2 separate regions of the Mus musculus genome follow, and region 2 is linked to region 1. The links are chromatin loops, found by intact Hi-C in ENCODE. Cell type or tissue: gastrocnemius. All regions are shown on one strand.

Region 1 (5,000 bases):
AGCCTGGTCTCTCACTCCCTTTATTATTATTATTGCAGTGCTTTCTGGAAGGTTTCAGTACTGCCTGAGAGCAGGCCACAGTGCTCTACCTCAGAGTTGCGCAGAAAGATCAGAGAAGGAAATATGTATGTACACTTGGCCTCAACTCTGCTCCTTAAGGGCATGAGAGACAAACTTGCTCTTATAAATTCTTATATTCACTTTTTTCCATGAAAGAACAAACTGGAATATACACATGTGGATCATGGTGTTATAAGAAGCAGAATGTTAGTCCTTCCAAGTGATCCCACATGTAACTTTCTGATCAGAATTGTAAGCCTCCGAGCGTAATGTCTGGAACAAACATGGCTCTGCACGTGCTCAGATCTTGTAGAACCAGAGTTAACGTGTAAAACAAGAAAGCAGTGTCTGTTCCGCCATGCTTGCTTCTGCTAGTCCAACTTAGGATTTCTACTTGTTTGCTATCACCTATAAAGACCTACGAGAGCTCAGTGAGCTCCCTACAGCTACTGTAACAATTACCCCGGGACACAGAAGCTTAAAACAACACAGATTTATCTCAGAGCTCTGATGAATAGGAGATTAGACTCCTGCTACCTCTGCACTGAAGCCACGTGTCTCCTCCTCCAGTCCTTCTGATCCCAAGGGGCATCTATCCATTTCTTTCCCAGCTTCCACCGGCTTTCTGAATCCCTTAGCAGGTGGCCCCTTTTTCTCCTCATTAAAACCAGCAACATAGTATCTCTGACCATGGTCGGTAAGGAGCCACAACTCCCACCTTTCACAGCTGAAGAGGACTCTTCGTCAGTAAGATGGGATTCAGCTGGATACGGGGGTGGGGGGGGTGGGGGGTGGAGACGGGGGTGGGGTGGGGTGGGGGACACGGGACGGGACGGGACACTTCTCCACTCATGGTTCTTAAATTCGTTTTCTCACGAAAATCCCTTTTGTCACAAGTATTGCCTGTCAATTTGGTGGACTCTCAAATCACCAAGAAAACAAACCTCTAGGCATGTCTGAGAGGAAGTTTCTAGACTGCGTTAACTGAAGTAGGAAAGCTCACCCTAATTCTGGGTAACTTATTTCATTAGCTGTGGTCCTGGACTGAGTAAAAAGAAGCAGCGAGCAGCATTCATCTCTCGGTTTCCTCACGGTGGATGCTGCCTCACAATCCTGCATCCGTACCTTCCCCACCAAGGCGCAGATGCTCTGGAACTTCAGACCATAAGAAACCCTCAGGTTCTTAAGGAGTTTCTGTCAGGCATTTCATCGTGGCAAAGACAAAAGTAACTACTACAGCAACATCTCCTGGATTCTGGGGACGAGGATGTGGTAGACATCTGCTACCACAGGACCTTCACTCCAACTCTGGTTTCACTTGCCACCACTCCAGAACCTTCTGTCTCCTGGCACAGGCCTGAGTTCTCGACACATCTTGCCAGCCTGGCCACGACAGGATAAAGCAATAGTTCCCTAAATCCAGTTACTAAATAGAAAGCTTAAGTCTCAGCTAAGAAACCACAGCCAGGGAAAAACTAGGTCACTCCACCCTCCCCACCCCATCACATCCCCCAGCCTCTCTCTTAAAGAGAACATTAGAGTTCAAATAAACACTGCAAAATTCATCCTCACCTGACAAATCAGGGCCTGCCTTCATGATCCACTTACCGTGATTAAAATTTCCTGGTATTTCTCAAAACAGTTGGCTCCTTCACACAGTCAGAAGCTGGGTTCCTGGAAGAGGCATGGTCTATTTTTTACCCAGAGTCAGCCCAACTGGCAAGAACCAACAGGTCGTAATGTCAGACACTGGAGACTTCTAAAAACTCTTTCAAGTTCAAGCCCAAGGTTCAGTGTGCTCTTCTGACCACGAGAGTGCATTCCCATCCTGTGCAGGATGTCAGCTTCCTCTGTGACAGCAGGAGTGTGGGCAGGTACTGCCAACTGCGTTCAACTGGAAAGAGACCCTGACTATATGCACAGCAATGGTGCTTTGCTGGGGGCGGCGTGCTCCTCAAGGGACAACTGATGACATCTAGAGACCAACGTGAGTGTGGAGGCTGGGAAGTGTGCAACACTTGAGGGGGGATGGACCTGGTGAATAGGGGACAAGAATGCCACTAAACCTGCTAAATGCATAGGAGAGCTTTCTATAGCACAGAGTGACCTGTCTCACTCTAAGCAATTTAGATAATGAGGTAGAATTCTCTGCTGGATCTGCTCAAGACTATTTTAAGGCCAGAGAAGATGTCAGCACCAATTTATCATTAAAGAAACTAAGGCACAGAATTGTCAGCGGCCACGACATTCTGAATACCAGAGTGGATATTGGACTCTACAGGCTTCGTCGAGATGTTCCTGTACTTTTACCTAAAAGAACAGGCAGAAAATGGAAGCAGGCGAGAGCCGATGCAGTTTGTAGAACGTGGCTCAGTTACTAACTGAGCATGCATTGACATGCATGGCCAATGGCTACTGGGAACATAATGTATATATTTGGAGACAATTTATTTTCAAAAGCTTGGATATCCATGAACATTCATGTGTTTTGTATGCTTACCAGAAACTGTGTTGCTTCTTTTTCCTTTTTTTTTTCCTTTGAACTGGGGCTTCATGTAACCAAACTGGCTTGGAACTCACTGTGCAGCTGGGGATGGCAGAACTTTGAATTCTCCTGCCTCCACCTCCTTAGAGGGGTTAGAGGCACTAACCCCTGTGCCTAACTCCAAAGCTGTTTTTTACAGAGTATGAACTGCAGCTCAGACCTTGCCAGTGTTATGGTAGAAGCCACATTTATTGACACTGGATCAAATACTTGTCCACATCAGGGGGAGGAAGGGAGCCAAGCCCTAGGCCAGTGGCCCTCAAATCAATCCCAATTGAGAGCACAGAGGCCATGACATTCTGAATAGCAGAATGGATATTTGATAATACAGGCTTCATCAAGATGTTCCTGTACATTTACCTAATTTAACGATGAGACCATAGTCCAGTGGAGGGCAGGGACCACATCATTAATTATTCAATCAGTAATTGAAATGCTTTTGTGATGCTGTTTAAAGGAGAAGGCATGGAGCACTTGAAAATGGGAAATGCCATAAAGGATGCTTTCTGGAAGGGCAGTATTTGATCTGAGATATGATGAACAGACAAGAAGTGACTAGGGGGAAATTGGTTAGCAATTTCATATTTAGGCCACAAAGAAGACATTAATGCAAGAAATCTGATACATACAAGAAATATGATATATGCGTACATACATATATACATATGTGTATATATATATATATATATATATATATATATATATATATATATATACACATCCATACATACATACATACATACATACAGTTAGATTTAATTGCCAAGTTGGCAATCTGGAATCACCTGAAAAAGTCTCAACAATTAGATTGGTCTGCAATGACAATGAGGAATTAATTTTATGATGCTAATTGAGGTGGAGAGACTTGCCCACTGTGGTTGATACCATTCCTTACATAGGCAGAAAATCGTGAACTTTATAAGAGCAGGGGTAGGGGAGAGAGTGCGCTAAGCACAAGCATGCAGGGGTTATGTTACTGCTCTTTGCTCTTTACTGTGGCAGGATTTTCCCTGTCCAATCTACTTAAATATTAGTGCAGCAGGAGGCCTGTGATTGGACAGGGTAAAGGGAGGCAGAGCTAAGAGTTTCAGAGATGGAGAGCCTCCCAGGAGAGAGGGGGAAGGAAGCAAGATGGAGGACAAGACAGGAAGAAGATTCTGATCCCTCATGGTTCTAAATAGCCACAGGTAGTTATGAATATCACAGGTAGTTATGAATAGGGATAGAATAATTGGGATAACTTGTCTGATCTAGGTGAGCAGCTTGTACCATTATCAATTGGCCCTCTTCTGAATTGAGAATTTATTGCTATATAAATCTGACGGGTTAATTATAAGTTTCTAGAGTTTTGTTCTACTGGGTTACTGGAAGGTGGGACTGCAGACCACAGGGGGATTATAGCTGAGAGGGTACTGGTGGCACTGAGGCAGCGAACCAGAGCTGGGAAGACTGTGATCCATCTCTGTATGGGTCTAACCATGGAGGCAGCAGAGTTGGCGAGCAAAGAGTAGCTGAATGGAGCGCTGGAACTTGGTGGTTTGTTGTTGTTGTTGTTGTTGTTGTTGTTGTTGTTGGTTTTTTGTTTTTTAAATATTTCTTGCAACACTTTACTCAGGATTTGATGTGACTACTCAGGCTCCTGACACCTTGACATCCATGTACAGTATTTAGGACAAAGTATGGACAAGGTCCTGAAAACTGTACTGAGGAAGTAAAATCCAAAGGTTTGCAGGAACAACTGTCTTCAGGTCCCTCCCTGTAAAGCTTTAGGAGAGGCAGCAGGAAGATTGGAAGGAAGGAACAAGCACAAGAAATATCTGCTAAGCAGTTTGCAGTAGTTGCCCAGGCGACCAGGAAATGGGACCAGAGGACCTGAAATGGGGACTATTTTTAAAGGTCAGAGATGTTTCTAGGCTGTTTGAACAATGAAGTGATACATTAATTAAAAATAACCCCCTACATCCCTCTCTTTTGCATTTCCATCTCATCTCTGACATTTTCAATCTTGCTACACATTCTAAGGCTGTTTTCTTCAGGCACACGCAAGAAGAACCAAGACCAGTTTGTATCTTACTTAACAATTGAGCCCAGGATGAAGAGCAGAACTTCTTTTCCCTCCTCCTTTAAGAGTCCACATTTCTTTGCTGCAATGCTCTGGAGAGAAGGCCGATGGAACTTTCTTAGTAGTACCGGAAAGCACGTGGCTTTCCGTTCCGTGGCCTGCCTGAGCTCTGAAGCATTGCCAGCTGAGGAGTGGCTGGCAGCACTGATGTGATGTTTTTATAGAGAGACTAGAAAGAAAAACTGGGGATCAGCAGGCTATTTGAAAAGAGAGAGAGAAACAATAACCTTCTGTGTGACTTAGCAGAGGTTTTAACTTTCAAAAATGCTTAGG
Region 2 (5,000 bases), 120 kb after region 1:
TATCTCTCTGTTCAACCCTTCTACTGCCCCTGTGCCACGTGCCAGGCCCACAACACCCAACCCTCAGCTGCCCGTGAGCACGCGCCGCTTCCCCAAACTCCACTTCACCTGCTCTGCTTCTTTACAGATGGGAAACAGGTTTCCGTCTACTCATGAGCTCCTAGAGTCCCCGTGTTTTTAAGTTCCCCTTTCACAGCCTATCACAGGAGCCTCCAGACCCTGTCCCTTTCTAGTCTGAAGACATTTCTGGGGTCCCTTTTGGACGAATGATTCGATCAAGGGAGGGAGGGGCCTGTGCCCTGTCCTGTTCCCTCACACTCAGATCAAGGGGTCCTTCAGCTACCCCTACTTCCCTCCCCAGAGGGCCCACGCTCTGGCCTGCCCTCCATATCGTTCTCGGGTCTTAAGAGAGTTTTGCCACTTGCAGAGAACTCGGAACCTAAAACAGGGAGTTTGTCTATCACTAGACAGAATGAAGCCGAGATCAGGGATGAGGGTCAGGAGCCTCTGCAGCAGTTGGGGGACCTAGAGCAAGGATCTCCCTCTCGGGCCTGTTCCTGGTCTGCTAAAGAGGGAGTCAGACTAGAACCTCTCCAGCTTGACAGCCCGGCCATCTTTATGTAATTAATATTTCAGCTGACTAAGGCCATCAGTGGAAAACAGACAGAGCAAGAAGGGTAAAAACAAAAGAGGTTATGTTGGAATTCATACAGTGTGCACACCCAGGCCCTGTCCGCAATAAAGAGTCTCTTAAAATGGGGGCAGACTCAGCCAAGATCTGGTCTCTACCATTGAAGCCAAAGGGAACCTGAGCTCGTCCCGGGGGCTTTGGCTGGAAAGAGCTGGGGTGGGCCTGGTGGGGAGGGCCCTGCACAGAACCTTGAGGCCAAGCCTGGTCAACAGGGATTAGGCTCAACAAAAGAGCCTTGTGCAGTGAGGAGCCCAGCGCCTGGTTTCCTGTGCTTTGGTGACCCACACAGAACAGCATCTGATTGCATCTGGACAAGGTTTCTGTCCTTCCCATCATGCCCTGAGCCTCTCTTGGCTGGCACTCAAACCCTGCCTGTGTCTATGGCCTTTGCCCAGTTTTACCCATTCATGGAGATGTAAGGAAGACTTGGCGGCTCTCAGGAGCTCTCAGAAGCCTGGCATACCTCTGGGGGCTACTGGAATGAGCCCTACTTGTATAGAATTTCAAAGTTTCCTTCCTCTTCAAGAGTCTGGGCTGAAACTCAACCTTAGCATTCAGAGCAACAGCAGAAAACCTCCATCCACTTCCCTCCTCAGCACACAGGCACAAGAGTCTCACAGTCTGGAGTCGAAATCAAGTGCTGGGTATTGAGGCCAGCTGACCTGGGCTTGCTGGCTGGCAAACCAGGCTCAGGCTATTTCTGATTGGTAGTAGGTTAGCAAGCACCATATGCTGCACCCTATGACATCATTGTGTGGTCCACTGGCAAGTGCCAAAGGAAAACATGTCCCACAGTCTCCAAGAACTGCAGGCATCCATGCCTACAGCATCTCTCATAGATTCAGTGCTAAGCTACTTCTAAGCATTTAACAGTGGTTTAGTCTCTTTTATCATTTCCTTTTCTAAAAAAAAATTAGGTGTCTGTGGGCACATATTGCATGCATGCAATATGTGTGCCGAGCATATGGAAGGCTAGACATTGGTGTTGGGTCCCCTGGAGCTGGAGTGAAGCCATTATGAACCACTCCAAACTGGTGACAAGAACTGAAATTGGGCCCTCTGGGTAAGCAGCAAACATTCTTAACTGTTGAGATATTTCTCCAGCCCCTTCCTAACCTATACACATGCCTTTTTGTGGCAGGTTTTCCTGTAGCCCAGGCTGGCTATGTAACCTTGTTACATACACACACACACACACACACACACACACACACACACACACACTCCTTTGTGGCTTTTTAAATCAGAATGTCATCTAACTCAGGATAGCCTAAGATTCAGCAAGCTGCCCAAGCTAGCCTTGAACTTCCCTAGCATGGAGATTACAATCATACTCTACTGTACTCTACTTTAGTCCCATTTTGCAGGTGAGAAAACCAAGTCATAGAGAAGGTTGCTCCTGCATAGGATGGACTGGAGTGGAGAGTGTTGTTGGCAAGAGTTGATTCTGAGACTCACCAGGAGCTACATTTACTGTGGGAACTCAGAATGTCCTCATAAGGGCAGTGGAAGGGAGGCTGGGATCCAGCCCTGTCAGAAGATGCTGGCTTTGAGCCCCCAAGAGACAGATTCCAGTCCCTGGAATAGACTGGCCCTACAGGAAAGCCAAAGCCCAGAATTCCAGAGTTATTTTTTGGTGGGGAGGAAAGCGGCCTGCCCCTAACTGGTGGAGAGTGGGGCCGTGGAGGAGGCCAGCCCCGATTTCCTAGGGGATTTGGGGAAACTGCATGTAGCTGGTGGAGAGGGAGCATCCCAGCACATTCCCAGGCCCAGCCCGCCCCCTGCTGGCCATAAGGGAGAACACAAAACGTCAGCTGCCAGCAAAAGTGATCTACGGTTTCAACTCCAACTCAATTTGAAAGGTTGGGAATTGAGTGTAAATTTGTGTCATTCGTTCCAGCTACTCAGTGAATGGAGACCTTTCCTTTTCTGTCCATTTGCCAATGAAATCGCTGCATGGGAGGAACTAAATGTGTGGAATATTCCAGTCACAGCTTGGGGTAGGAAGATGAGTATCAAGATTCAAGGATAAACAAGCTGGATTTTAGCAGCCCCCTCCCCACTCCTGTGCTTTTGAAGTCCATTATGACTCTCAAGACATAAATGCCCAAAATATTTCATTCAAAACTCAGGAACAGAATCCCAAGCAACCTTACGTAGTTTAGATGGCACACATCCCCTTTCTGTTGGCACCATCAGGTCCACAAACGTAAAAACCCTTTCACAGTCACATGATCTCATAGGCTTTTCGGAGGCCCGAGGCCTCGGAACTTAGTTACTAACAGGATCCCAGGCTGGCTCTCTGCTGGCGTCTGGTGTTGAAGTATTGGCAAGAGAAAGTGCCAGATGTTGGCTAGGACCCAGGCCTTCTACGTAAAGCAAGAATGAATGTCCGGGCCACAACAAAGTAGGTACTATGCTCTTTGAGCTGGACGTAACTTCAAAATCAAGCCTCCACTCACCCAGTACCAGTATTACGAGCCCCTGAGGGTGGCCCCCATCTTTGAGAGGTGGTTGGGTCATGAACACTGTGACTTCATCCTGATACGAGAGGCCACTGTCTGGATGTCTGGACCTAGGGTCCCCATGTTCTTGGAGCCTATTCAAATTTATTTTTAAGCACAGGAGGACTCAAAATGGTGAAGAAAGTTTATTCAGAAGCAAAGCGATAGTGCAGACTGGTTATGATGCAAAGGAGTAGCAGCTTCCCTGAGCTGTGCTACTCAACGGCTTTAGTTATTGTTTGGGACTTCCTTTTCTGGGGTCCACGTGGAGCAAGGGTTAGTTACTAAGGTGCATACCATGGGTGGATCTCCGTTTAAATCTACAGATTTGAATTCTGCACACATAGCTACCTGTGTGCATCCTTTCCCATGATGCATCTGATTTTAACCATATGCATACCCAATTATGCACAGGCATAAGATGATATCTCAGTCAGGGTTTCTACTGCTGTGATAAGACACCATGGCAAAAAGCTGGGGAGGAACGGGTTTCTTTCAGCCTCCATCTTGTATTCCATCATCCGGGGAAGTCTAGGCAGAAACTCAAGGCAGGAACCTGGATGCAGGACGTGATGCAGAGGTCATGATTAGTGCTGCTTACTGCCGTGCTTCTCACGAGTTGCTTGTTCAGCTTGCTTTCTTATACAATCTAGGATGCCCTGCTCGGGGTGGCACCACATGCAGTGGGCTGGGCCTTCCTATATTAGTCTATGGAAGCATTTTCTCAATTATGATTTCCTAGATATGTCAAGGTCTGTATCAAGCTGACAAAAATCCAACCAGAATACATGAAAGAAGAAGCTTGGTTTGCCACATTGCTAGTGCACCCCAAACTAGTTCAGGACACAACAGCCCCCGCCTAGTGCACTCAGATATGTTCCGCTGCAGATTCAAATGACAGTGGGATACAAAGCGAGGAGTTGCTAAAGGTTGCTAGGAAGAAGTAAGCTGACGTGTTGTTTGAAGTGGGTCGTTTATGCAGTTCAGTGCAGGTAGGTGTGTCCTAGGTTTCTAGGTGCATCGTTAGGGGAGAGGTGGGTGCACAGTCCTAGCCACAATTTTTGCTAGAAATGTTCATCAAGTCTTTGATTCTTTGAATAAACTTAGGGCCAGAAAGGTTTTCGTTCAGGTATAGGGATGATGGGATGTCAGCGTGCAGGCAAGAAGAAAGTTCACATTCTTCTCTGTGTCTCTTTCTGTCTCCATCTCTCTTCCTCTCTTCCTCTGTCTCTCTCGCTGTCTCTTTGTCTCTTCCTCTCTCCCTCTCTCCCTCTCTTCCTCTTTCCCGCTCTCTCTTAGATTTCAAAGCCCCATGGTCACCTTCAGAGAGTTCTCAGAGTCCTGTGAACCTGCTCCCAGACCCATGGCTCGGGGAATTAGGACAGGAGAGAAGGGAGTCCTGTCTCCCACTTCTCTGCCTGAATTCCAACTAGAGTGACTGGTCCTGATGAGAATTCCTGGAATAAGGTCTTCAGTGCTGAGGTCACAGAACTCCTGAATAACCAAGGACAAATCAGTGAGCCTGTGGCTAGACACTCTCTGAGGTGAGAACAGTCACCCAACGGTACTAACGACCAAGAGAAGAAGCCTCCTGGGAGGAAGGCCCCTCCTCCTCTCCCATTCCTGAGGATGAGTGGCGGATCTCTCTTGTTTACACCCTGTGTCTGTACTTGAATTTGGCATATTCAACTGGGGCAGGAATACACTTTGCATTCTTGAATGCCCAGTTATTTATGAATTCCTAATCTGGGAGCAACAGAGCTCTGACCTCATTGCTGGTAGCAGCCCTATCCAGCTCTTGAACT

The links. Hi-C counts contacts between places; a loop is a spot of excess contacts. Peaks named below come from ENCODE experiments on the same cell type or tissue, not always from the same donor. Only the 100,000 strongest peaks of a DNase experiment are listed, where the experiment ranks them.
Region 2: it touches region 1 in a loop (7-fold over the local background); 3 of 42 quality-filtered maps call a loop at or near these places.

Annotation. Positions count from the first base shown.
Region 1 is chr7:132,086,919-132,091,918 of GRCm38, forward strand. The region is part of intron 4 of Cpxm2 (carboxypeptidase X 2 (M14 family)); the gene reads right to left. Among named protein-coding and RNA genes, the nearest start is that of Cpxm2, 65 kb to the right of the region's middle. In gastrocnemius, a CTCF peak has its summit at 1,888; a DNase peak (open chromatin) is centred at 1,962; H3K4me3 peaks cover 901 bases; H3K27ac peaks cover 2,270 bases.
Region 2 is chr7:132,211,213-132,216,212 of GRCm38, forward strand. No RefSeq gene overlaps it. Among named protein-coding and RNA genes, the nearest start is that of Cpxm2, 59 kb to the left of the region's middle. In gastrocnemius, a CTCF peak has its summit at 2,472 (motif pointing left); DNase peaks (open chromatin) are centred at 1,051, 1,389, 1,687, 2,443 and 1 more place; H3K27ac peaks cover 1,491 bases.